Linked DNA regions of Homo sapiens: region 1 is linked to region 2. A link is a contact called in ENCODE Hi-C or POLR2A ChIA-PET data. All regions are on one chromosome and are shown on one strand. Each heading gives the region's core, a stretch centred on a gene start or an enhancer-like site at or near the end of the contact. The rest is flanking DNA. Distances are from core to core; before and after follow the strand shown. Region 1 holds the start of GART (phosphoribosylglycinamide formyltransferase, phosphoribosylglycinamide synthetase, phosphoribosylaminoimidazole synthetase). Region 2 holds the start of ATP5PF (ATP synthase peripheral stalk subunit F6).

Region 1 (5,430 bases), core at 1,336-3,835, 7.8 Mb before region 2:
TATGCAACAGTATATTCCTACAATGGGATTCTATGCAGCCATGAAGAAGTCCAAAAGACTGAGACTGAGAGGGATAAACCTGTTCACAACGTATTAGCTGGAAAAATGATCAATACAAAACAAGATGATCACATATCACACAATACATGGGGGGGGAAATGAAATGACATGAGAATATCAATAACGTGAGTTTTTTCTTTTCTCCTTTTTCATGTCTTCTAAATTATAATAAAACGCTCATTTTCTAAAGGAAAGACTAGCTTTTAAAAGCTACAAAAACACACCTCGTTAAACTAAGCAAACAACTACTTATTGCAGCCAGAGATTTGTCAGGAAAATTATATTCTCTTAGCTCGGGTCTCTTCTCATCCAAAACACTACTAGCAATATCACAAAAATTTAAAAAGCAATGTGAGTGGATCTATTTCCACTTAAAAAACAACACATTCTGCAAAAGTGATAATTCTAGCAATAATACATCATTGCCCTAATAATCCTGTATTACTTTGGGCACTTACAACTGGTTTTCGGCCCATTTTCAAATTCACGTACTGCTCTTGCTCTCAACTTTTAAAATACAATTAAAAACACTTGAACTCGGAACACTTACGTTTCAAGATCTCTTTCCTACTTCTGTACTTTAAAGAAATGAGTATCTTATACAAAAGCAAATATCGAGAGACAACCGCTGAACATGACACACTATTTTCCTAAGTAAACAACCATTTCTTTAACAATCTCTTCGCCTTCAAATTTTGTGAAGCCAAGCGCAAATTATGTAAAGTCTACCAGCAATGACAAAAATAGCGTGTCAACTGGGGCAGGGGTAGCAAGAAAATAATAGACCTACACACAAAGTCCACTTTCACTTGCTGTAATTAATCGCAACCATTTCAAAGTCCCCTTCCATCTTTATCTCGAGTATTTTAACAAACTAGCAAGTGCATCAGTTTGAGTTCGTTTTAATTGAAACATTTAACTATCAGAACGGCTGACAGATACTACAGGACACTAGGCCCCGAATAATCTTATTAATAGATCCAGACCCCCAAGCGGTCTGAAGCTCGCAATAATAAAGAGGATTTAAGATTAACCAAGAAACGGCCGTTAGAGACCCTTTCCGGTCATAGGCACCGGCCGGCAAAATCCGCGGAGGCGAGAGGGGGAGGGGATACGCGGCGGCGGAGGAGGAGCTGAGGAAGGAACTAGGCCCGTCCCTGGCGGACAACCGGGCCTACGAGTAGCTAAACGGCAGGGGGGACCCAAACAGGGGAGAAGGGTGAACATCTTAACTCGGTTCTGAAACAGGGAGTCTTGGGTTACCTCGGAAAAGGCGAAGTTCCTCGAGGGAAAAGGAAGGGAGCGGCTGGGGGGGCGGTTGGGGGGGGCCCGGAAAATGGATCCCAGGCCCAGGCGGGGCCCTAGCGGGGCCTGAGCCGGGGAACGACTGCGTCTCCGAAGAAAGGTGCCAAAGAAGGCTAGGTGAGGGCCTAACGGTCCGTTGGGAGCAGAAGAATCTGGGAGGCGTTTACCTGGAAAGCTCCTGTTGAATTTCCCGGAATTTACTGACCACGAAAGACCTAAAAATCTGCTCGATGTTGGTCGCCATGGCGTCCGCTCCGTTCTCTCAACTCCTCCTCGCTAGTCCTCCAGGCTCCCAGCATGCCTCGGGAGGAGGCGCACGGGCCAATTCGGTCTCTCGCCTTCCTGATTGGCTCCAAAGGGAATGCCCGGTCCGGCCCGCTCCACCGAGGGACCAATCAGTGAGCACGGCCCTGCTCTCCTCTGCTGTTTCTGAGCGGCTGGGGTAGAGGTGCTGACGTTTGCGCCGCGCACGACTATGTCCGCCATGTTAGTGTCTGACGCAGGCGCCATTACAGGAGCCGTCTCTCTTGAGGCGACCGTGTCCGCATAAGTTGTCAGTCCCCAGCAGTGTTTGGGAGCCTTAACAGGCTTGCTAAGTGCCTGAGATTAAAGGCGAAGAGGAAGAAGAGCAAGAAGGGCAACCCGGTGTTTAACACACGGCTTTCAGGCGCTCTCAGGTGGCGCCAAGTTCAGTTTCGACAGGGATATGCATCCGGGAGAGAATTTTTCAGCCCCCGCCCCCACTGGCATGTGAGAGGAGGAACTCGCTGTTGCCCTGTGTCTTCCCCAGTGCGTTCTATAACCAGCCTCATTTTTTTTTTTAGCAATAGGCCGGATGTCCTAAGCGACCGGCATTCAAAGCCCGGTGCATTTTAGTCTCATCAGGAGTCAGGCGTGTCACGAGATTTTTCCGCGGTAGCTGCTCAGCTCTGACTCGTGAGCGGCGCACAATTGGCTAAGAATGGGTTTAGCATTTTGGCGCTCCCCCCCGGCGCTCCTGGAAACACTGCGTGGCACCCCGTACCACTGTCACATTATAAACGTGCTAAGGCTTGGGTGTCTCGGCTGGGGAGCAGTCAGGCAGCGCCCAGGGCGGGAGGGAATCAGACTAGATTCTCGCCGCGGAGACCCAGGGCCGCGCGGACCAATGGGGCAGGGAAGCCGTCGTAGGGCGGGGCAGTGAGGGGCGGTGCCGCGCTGGTCCCGCGCCGGTCCCGGTGGGCCGACTTCCGGCGAGCGGGCAAGCGGGAACCAGGTGGCCACCCGGTGTCGGTGCGTAAACCCCCTCCGCTTTTACACGGAGCGCGCTTAGGCTTTGGTTTGGGGATTTAAGATCGCGAACTGAGTGAAACCATAGAAACTGATTTGTAGAAATTTTCCTGTTGTTTGTAAATGCGGTGGGTGGGGGTTGGCCATGTGCTTTTCACTTGCTACTGTTAGCTGGTTTCTATTTGCTCTTTTACTTTTCCTGTTTTCTAAGATGTCAAGGCCTTTTTGTGTCTTTATACATTTTTAGGACATAACCCTAAATTGGTGTACTTTCTCTTTATGCACCCGTTGTCTCTGGCAGATTACTTGGTTAATTTTGTAGTTGGTTTCTACTTTATTCTCCATATCCTCTGATACGGCTTTATTTGCCTGTCTTATTCTGCTTATGTTACCCATTCTGAGGAATGAGGCCCAAGGTTAGTGAAGTCCCCCAAGGTCTTCCTGCTAGTATGGGGCAGCGTCTCTACCCAGGCCAAGGCGCTGTGTGAGACTCAGGAGCCCAGGCGTCCTCACCACTGGGTAGTAAGGCTATTTTCAGTGATCCACTAGAGTAAACAGAATTTTCCCACACTACTGCTATATTCAAACTAAAGATGTAACATTTGCTCTAGATTTAAAGATCTGTTTATTTCTGGCCGGATGTGATGTAATCCCAGCACTTGGGAGGCCAAGGTGGGTTGACCATTGGAGGTCAGGAGTTCGAGACCAGCCTGGCCAACGTAGTGAAACCCCGTCGCTACTAAAAATACAAAAATTCGCCTGGCGTGGCGGCGCACGCCCGTAATCCCAGCTACTTGGGAGGCTGTGAGGCAAGAGAATCGCTTGAACCCGGGAGGCGGAGGTTGTAGTGAGCTGAGATCACACCACTGCCCTCCAGCCTGGGCGACAGAGAGAGACTGTCTAAACAAATAAATAAATAAATAAAATAAAAAATCTGTTTATTTCAGATACACATGGCAAGTAAAATGTGTTTTCCCGTTACACTAAAGTAGCTGTTCCTTCCGAGACTGTAATTTAACAGGGTTTTTTTTTTTCCTTTCTCAAATTTTCAATGATCATCGTTTCACTTGTTGAGAGAATCTGAAGCAAAATTGCTTCTGTTAGGCTCCACCCCCTCTTACCTGTGTGACCTCCAGCAAGTTATTTACCTATCTGGGCCTCCTTGTCTTATCTGCAAATTGGTGATAGTAATAGTATCTCCCTCATAGGATTCTTTCATGACAAGCATTTTAAATAGTACCCTGCCCAAGGTTAAGTGCTCAAAAAAATGTTAGTTTTGTATATTGTCAGCTTACATTTTTCTTAAAATATGTAATCCCAACATCATCAAAATAAGTTTTCAATTTTCTTTTTCCTGTTACCAGTTTGTCTTGTGGTAAGTAAATGTAACAAGTTAACATTTACTACTGCTGAGTGCCAGATTGTACTTATTTATAAATGTCATTTCAGTTAATCTCCTAGGTTACACTGCTGTTGTATCCATCCTTCTAAGTCTCAGGTGCCAGAACTAAAGTGAAATGAGTTGGAATTTGATTTTTGCCTTCTCTACCAATATTCTAGCATATTGCGCTATTTGAATTAGGAGTCAGCAAACTATGGCCCACATACCAAATCCTTCTGCTGCCTGCTTTTGTACAGCTCACCAAATATGAATGATTGAGAAAAAGAACAGGAAATAAATGAGGTTTTTGTGACATGTGAAAATTTTATGAAATTCAAATTATAGTATCCGTACATAAAGTTTTATTGAAAGCGAGTCACGTTTATTTGTTACAAACCTTTGATGGTTTCCTGCTACTTAAAGTACTGATAGGCAACAGTGATCTCTGACCCACTGCCTGTTTATGGGTCCATTAAATTTTTCTGGACATTGGCACATTGATTCATCTTCGTATTATCTTTGGTTGCTTTCCTGCTAAGGTGGCCGAGTCGAGTAGTTTTGACAGAACTATGTGGCCCTTTTTGTGTAAAGTTTGCTTACCCCAGTTTTCAGTATATCCTTTAATTTATGATAACCTAATTATCTGTAAGATTTCAAGGTTTAAAAATTGATATTTTATAATACATTTTGAGTCTAAAACAAGATTCATTTCATAACTAAGGCATGATGATTATTAAATCTTTTTGAAGTGAAGCCCAGAGAAGGGAGATTATCACATAAGGAGCTGAGAGTCATCGTTTGACTCCTTAACCTAGCTCTCTAGGCCAGCCTGCCTTCTTTTTGAAATACCTCCCTTATGCTTATGACGACAGTCATATTTCTCAAATTATGAATCCCAGTTTTTCAAAAATGAATCATTGGATGAAAATGTCATTTGTATGAGTACAAATGATTACTTAAATTATATTTACAAATCTGGATTTCTTTTTTTTTTTTGAGATGGTCTTGCTCTGTTTCCCAGGCTAGAGTGTAGTGACGTGATCCTGGCTCACTGCGATCTCCTCCTACCAGGTTCAAGCAATTCTCCTGCCTTGGCCTCCTGAGTACCTGGGATTACAGGCACCCGCCACCATGCCTGGCTAATTTTTGTATTTTAGTAGAGATGAGGTTTTGCCATGTTGGCCAAGGCTGGTCTCAAACTCCTGACCTCAAGTGATCCACCTGCCTCGGCCTCCCAAAATGCTGGGGGTACAGGCATGAGCCACTGTGCCCGTCCCTGGGTTTCTAAAATGTGCATCCTAAGATATAAACTGTGGTTTTCTTTCTGCAGGTTTCATTTTCCTTTGGAATTTCTGCTTTACAGACAGAACAATGGCAGCCCGAGTACTTATAATTGGCAGTGGAGGAAGGGAACA
Region 2 (4,710 bases), core at 2,004-4,503:
TCTCTGGAGATGTGGTGTACACACAGGTGTAGACATTCTGGAGAAAAGTATATCAAGCATACTCATACCTATAACCCAGCAATTTCATCCCTAACTAAGCATTCCAGAAAAATTCTCAAATTGGTTAACAGGATTGATTGACAATGTTCAGGGCAGCTTTATTGGTGACAGCTGGTGCCAATCCAAGTGTCTATTTTAAGAAAGTATTAATCAAAGAAAATGTGGAGAAAGTATACACTATGGAATTTCAGTATTGGTTAAAAGGAAATAATGTCCACACAAAATAGATATATTATAAAAAACTGTTGTCTACAGAAAAAAGTGAGAATCAGGTTTATAGCAGAATAGCACTTAAAAAAAATCACTTATTTTCAGGGCTTATAAAGAGGTCCACTCCCATCTCCACAACCAATTTTTTTAAAATTAGAAAACATAAATTTTCTGGAAACTTTGGCAAGATAGAAAAAAAAGCATTATGATGTAGCCAGAGGCTGAGAAGTGGCCCTAATGGCGTATCAGCAGGGACACCTGGGGCTCCCCTAACATAAACACTAAAATAGGAAGTTGCTACAAAGAAATTTATCCTATGATCTTTCAAAAAATTTATAGACCAATCCCTAGAAAGTGCCAAATAGAGAAAAAACAAAACAAAACAAAAACCCATGCCCTTTTGGAGAAAAAAAAAATTACTCAGTTTCTTAAATGATCTGTCAAAAAATATTACTCAGTCTCTTAAATCTTTCTTTCTCTCCTGGTTCTCTATGCTTAGTCCAGAGAAGCAAAACAGAGATTTGAGAAATAGTCCAAATCTTTCATATCAGTTTTTGAGTGAGTCTTATCTCTTTTTCTGAAACCAATTCCTCAGGCTTCTATGTCAATACTTAGGAAAACTGAGAGAAAATTACTTGCAGTTTCTCCGTCTAAGGGCTGCCCCCGCCAGAACTGCACAGAACAATTTCATATACTTTGACACTCTGGTTCTGCTGGATTAAATCCAACCTGGGGTTCGGAATGTTTCACAAGATGGGATACAAACTAAACTTGAATTTAACGAAAAATTCTGGGAACGGCTAGTGTCTTTTAAAATACAGATAGGTGTAACATTCCCTTTTGAAACTACAGATAAATTTGAGAATTGTCCTTCATTGGAGAGCATTATTACAGAGCTTAGAACATTTTGTTCCCAATATATTATAAGTGGAGTGTGGGGGTACCTGCGAGATTAACTGCACATTTTCCTAAGTTATCAAATGCTTTTCTGTGTCTGAGGAAATTAAAAGACATTTTTATTTTCAAAAATAAAGGTAGCAGTTAAGAAAAAGCAAAGCATACATATCTATGTAATATAAAAAGAGAAAGCACATACAGTGAAAGATTAACAGTTGGGACCCTCAGGTGAAGGGTATCTGCGTGTTCACTGCATGATTTTTTCCCCAATTCTTCTGTAGGTTTGGAGTTTTATATATAAAGAGTTGAGGGAAGGCTAAAGTCAACAGTTTTAATTTAGTACTCGGTCTGATGATTTGCTTCAACCTAACATCTAGCTCATGATTTAATTACTTCATTACTATACATGCCTCATGACAGATGCTCTTGTATACACAATTCAGGTAAAATTGACTTGAAGTCCACTCAGCGTCACTGTATGTCTAAAAATAAAGAAGCTTGGAAAGCCTGGATGGAACCCTGAGAGACAGGCTAGTCCCTCAAGCAGTTGCTAAAGAGTTGAGCGGTTTCTTCTGAAGTTCAAGATAACACTACCGAAGAATGTTATCACCGCCTCGTTCTACAATTCGCTCAAGTGAATCCTGCTAAATCTTTGCTCTTCTCACGAGTCAGACCTACTGCTATTAGTGGAAACTACTTATGAAATGAATTTTATTTCTAAATTTCTAATCATCTTGCAATGCAATATTAGGCATTGTCCTCTCGGTCCGCTAACCTGATCAAACTGGGGTCCCTAAATCCAAACACGCACATACAGCGTGTCTTCTAGTACACAAAAAAATTTCCAAGTAGACAACCCATTGTTATCTCCTTGGTTTACTTCCTTGCTTAAAAACAAAAAAACAAACCCAGATGGCTACCATATACGCTGATAAATGATTCTGGTGTGTGTTGTTCTATAAAGAGAGCGGATTTGAAATGAGTGAATCGCTGAGTCCCGCGATGAGACAGGGTCTGCATTTTGCTCTTAAAATCTCGGGGGCGTCAGGACCACATCCCAGCTGAGCAGGCTGAGACTGCTGAGGAGTGCGGACGGGCGAGGAGGGGACGCGGAAAGGAGGGAGCGGCGACAGGCGACCCGTCCGGCACGGGTCCCGGCGGTGCCCGGTCCCCCCGGGCTCCAGGCCGCTCGCCCCCCGCCCCTCCCCTTCGCTCCCCGCACAGCTCTCCCGCCCCTCCCCACCCGGCTCCCTCAAGTCTCCACGAACGGAAATGGGAGTCACAGCGCCGGGGACCAGCGGAAACAAAACACAGAGGCGGCCGCGGGGGGGCCCTTGTGGGGGAAAAGGCCCCGGAACGAGGCCGGCCCGCGAGGGCCCGCGCTCCCCTCCTCCCCGGCGGCCGCACTCACCCACTCCGGAATCGGCCCTGTCGCCCCCGCCCGCACTCCAGAGCCGGCTGAGAACGGCAGCGGCGAGGGCTCCACGTGCAGCGTCTCTCCGGGTAAGACCTGCAGCTCCCGCGACTAGAAGTGTGAGGTCCCAGGGCCCTTCCCGCGGAATCGGCGCTGAGAAGCCCCAACCCCCCTCCCGCCTCCCAGGCACCTTCGGGTCCAGGACTACAACTCCCGGCAGGGTGCGCAAAACGACCGCCCAAGGCAACGGAGGCTCACGAGGTACAAGGAAGCACAACGCCCCAATCCGCTTTGTTTTACACAGTCTCACTTTCCCTGCACCTTTATACACTTCGATAACCCTAACGAACAGGACGCTGACTCGGAGGGGAGCTTGAACTAGGGGAAAGGCCACTCAAAGAGCGCATGCGTACAGAGCAAGGTTTCAAGGAGGGGAAAAAGAACGGGTCAAATTAGGCGAAGAAAAGATGGCGGAGGCTGTGCCAGGGGACCCGGAAGCACTTACCCTCCACTTCCTCCTCCTGTTTGGCTTCTGTCTCACCTAGACCCGTCCGGTCGCAGACTGTCTCCGAGACGCTTCCTGTCCGGTGAGCGTCGACCGACTGAAACGGCGGCCCATAATGCATTGCGATGGCGGGTAGGCGTGTGGGGGCGGAGCCAGGGCCGGAAGTAGAGCGGAGGTGGTGGCGGCGGAGGCTTTGGCAGCTCGGGACTGAGTGCAAGGTGACTGGGAGGGTAGCTAGATCAGCGTGGCCTTTTGGGACTCCAGTTCTGGGTTTTTTCACGAGGCCTGGGCTGCCTCTCACCTTTACTAGGAGGAGAGAGCAGCTCTGTGTCCTGGGGACCTTCACGGCCTGGCCCGGGGTCACAGCTGACCTCTACGTTTGTAGACCTTGGAGTTTGCCGTAGACCCAGAAATAAGATCGATACCCTCTCTGAGGGCAAATCGGGGCGGCGCGGGGGGCAGGGAGGCCCGGGGGTCTCGGGCCCGCAGCCTGGCTGGGGCAACCCAAGGTCAGGCGCGCGGGAGAGATTTTCGGCCAGGCCTACCCGCCCCGGGCGCACGGGAGCGTCTAGGCTACTTAGGCAGAACGTGTACCATTAAGAGGGAAAAAATTAGTCATAATATTGAAAGTTTGCATCCCACCTAAAAACGATGGTGCTAACACTTCATTAGGCGACTTTATGGATTGTTCATAGGAATATGCACTGAAGAGGCAGCGAACCTACTAACCTTTGGCCGGTCAGTCATCACTATAAATAGAACCATGCTCCCACCCAGAACAAGGCCTCTGCTCAGACTAGTGTTTTCTTACTGTTGCCTTCCCCAGTCTTTCTGATCATGTCAGACGCTATCATATGCTCTCGTGGCACCCGATGGTACTGGAATAGAGAATTTATGTCAGGTGGTATTTCACAGCTATTTGTGTAATGACTATCTTCTGCGTTTTAGTGGACAATATGCATTCACTAATCAGTGAAAAAAAATGAAAGGGATTAAAGGAGAAGGAACAAGTTTTGATATGGGATTATGTGTTCGTTTTTTGGATGAGTTCGTAGGACTTATAAGGGAGATGAGAACTGTTGAATGCTGTGGATAGATTTGGGGCTCAGGATGAATACTAAAATTAGAAATGCGATTGGGGAATCATAGGCACTTACATGGTGGATAATTGAAACAATGAAAGTGGATTTTACCCGTGTTGCAGAAGGAGTAACATCTATGCAGTCAGACTTAGAGCAAATTAACTGTGAGAATACGTGCAGCTTAATCTTTCTTAGATACAGTTTTATCATCTGTAAAGCAGGGATAAGAACACTTTAACTCTTTGAGAGTATTGCTGTAAGGGTACAAGGAAAGGATATATATGGAAGTACTTTGCACAGTATCTAGGGCTAAGCAAATGTCGGGTGAACCTATTGCTGAATGTTAAGCATGTCCTTAGTTTGCCAGAAGGGAAAGTGGCATTGAATTGCACAATTTTTTTTTTTGCATATATGTGTTAAGTTAGATTTTGCTGTGTAACTTTGACCAGATACTTTTTTTTTGAGACAGAGTCTCGCTCTGTCGCCCAGGCTGGATTGCAGTGGCACGATCTCTGCTCACTCCAAGCTCCACTTTCCAGGTT

What was found. A loop is a pair of places that touch in the nucleus more often than their neighbours do. ChIA-PET counts read pairs that join two places held with the same protein, here RNA polymerase II (POLR2A). Pooled maps may share reads with other maps.
Region 1: a pooled map shows a loop between it and region 2 (11-fold over the local background). The contact joins the promoter of GART here to the promoter of ATP5PF in region 2. A Hi-C loop is called at or near these places in 5 of 50 pooled maps. POLR2A ChIA-PET finds 5 or more read pairs at or near these places in 2 of 52 experiments (CD4-positive, alpha-beta T cell and GM12878).

What each region holds. Positions count from the first base shown.
Region 1 is chr21:33,539,272-33,544,701 of GRCh38, reverse strand. GART (phosphoribosylglycinamide formyltransferase, phosphoribosylglycinamide synthetase, phosphoribosylaminoimidazole synthetase) reads left to right here and starts at 2,585. Exons shown (of 22, transcript NM_000819.5): 1 at 2,585-2,637; 2 at 5,346-5,430. The coding sequence starts at 5,387. It overlaps SON (SON DNA and RNA binding protein), which reads right to left and starts at 1,664. Exons shown (of 12, transcript NM_138927.4): 1 at 1,533-1,664. The coding sequence starts at 1,609. RefSeq lists silencers at 1,290-1,379, 2,420-2,709 and enhancers at 1,560-1,619, 1,524-2,255, 1,820-2,269.
Region 2 is chr21:25,733,447-25,738,156 of GRCh38, reverse strand. It overlaps ATP5PF (ATP synthase peripheral stalk subunit F6), which reads left to right and starts at 3,253. Exons shown (of 4, transcript NM_001003703.2): 1 at 3,253-3,304. It overlaps GABPA (GA binding protein transcription factor subunit alpha), which reads right to left and starts at 3,185. Exons shown (of 10, transcript NM_002040.4): 1 at 2,579-3,185. RefSeq lists silencers at 2,192-2,401, 2,462-2,601, 3,542-3,641 and enhancers at 3,102-3,221, 3,242-3,351, 2,778-3,433, 3,752-3,831.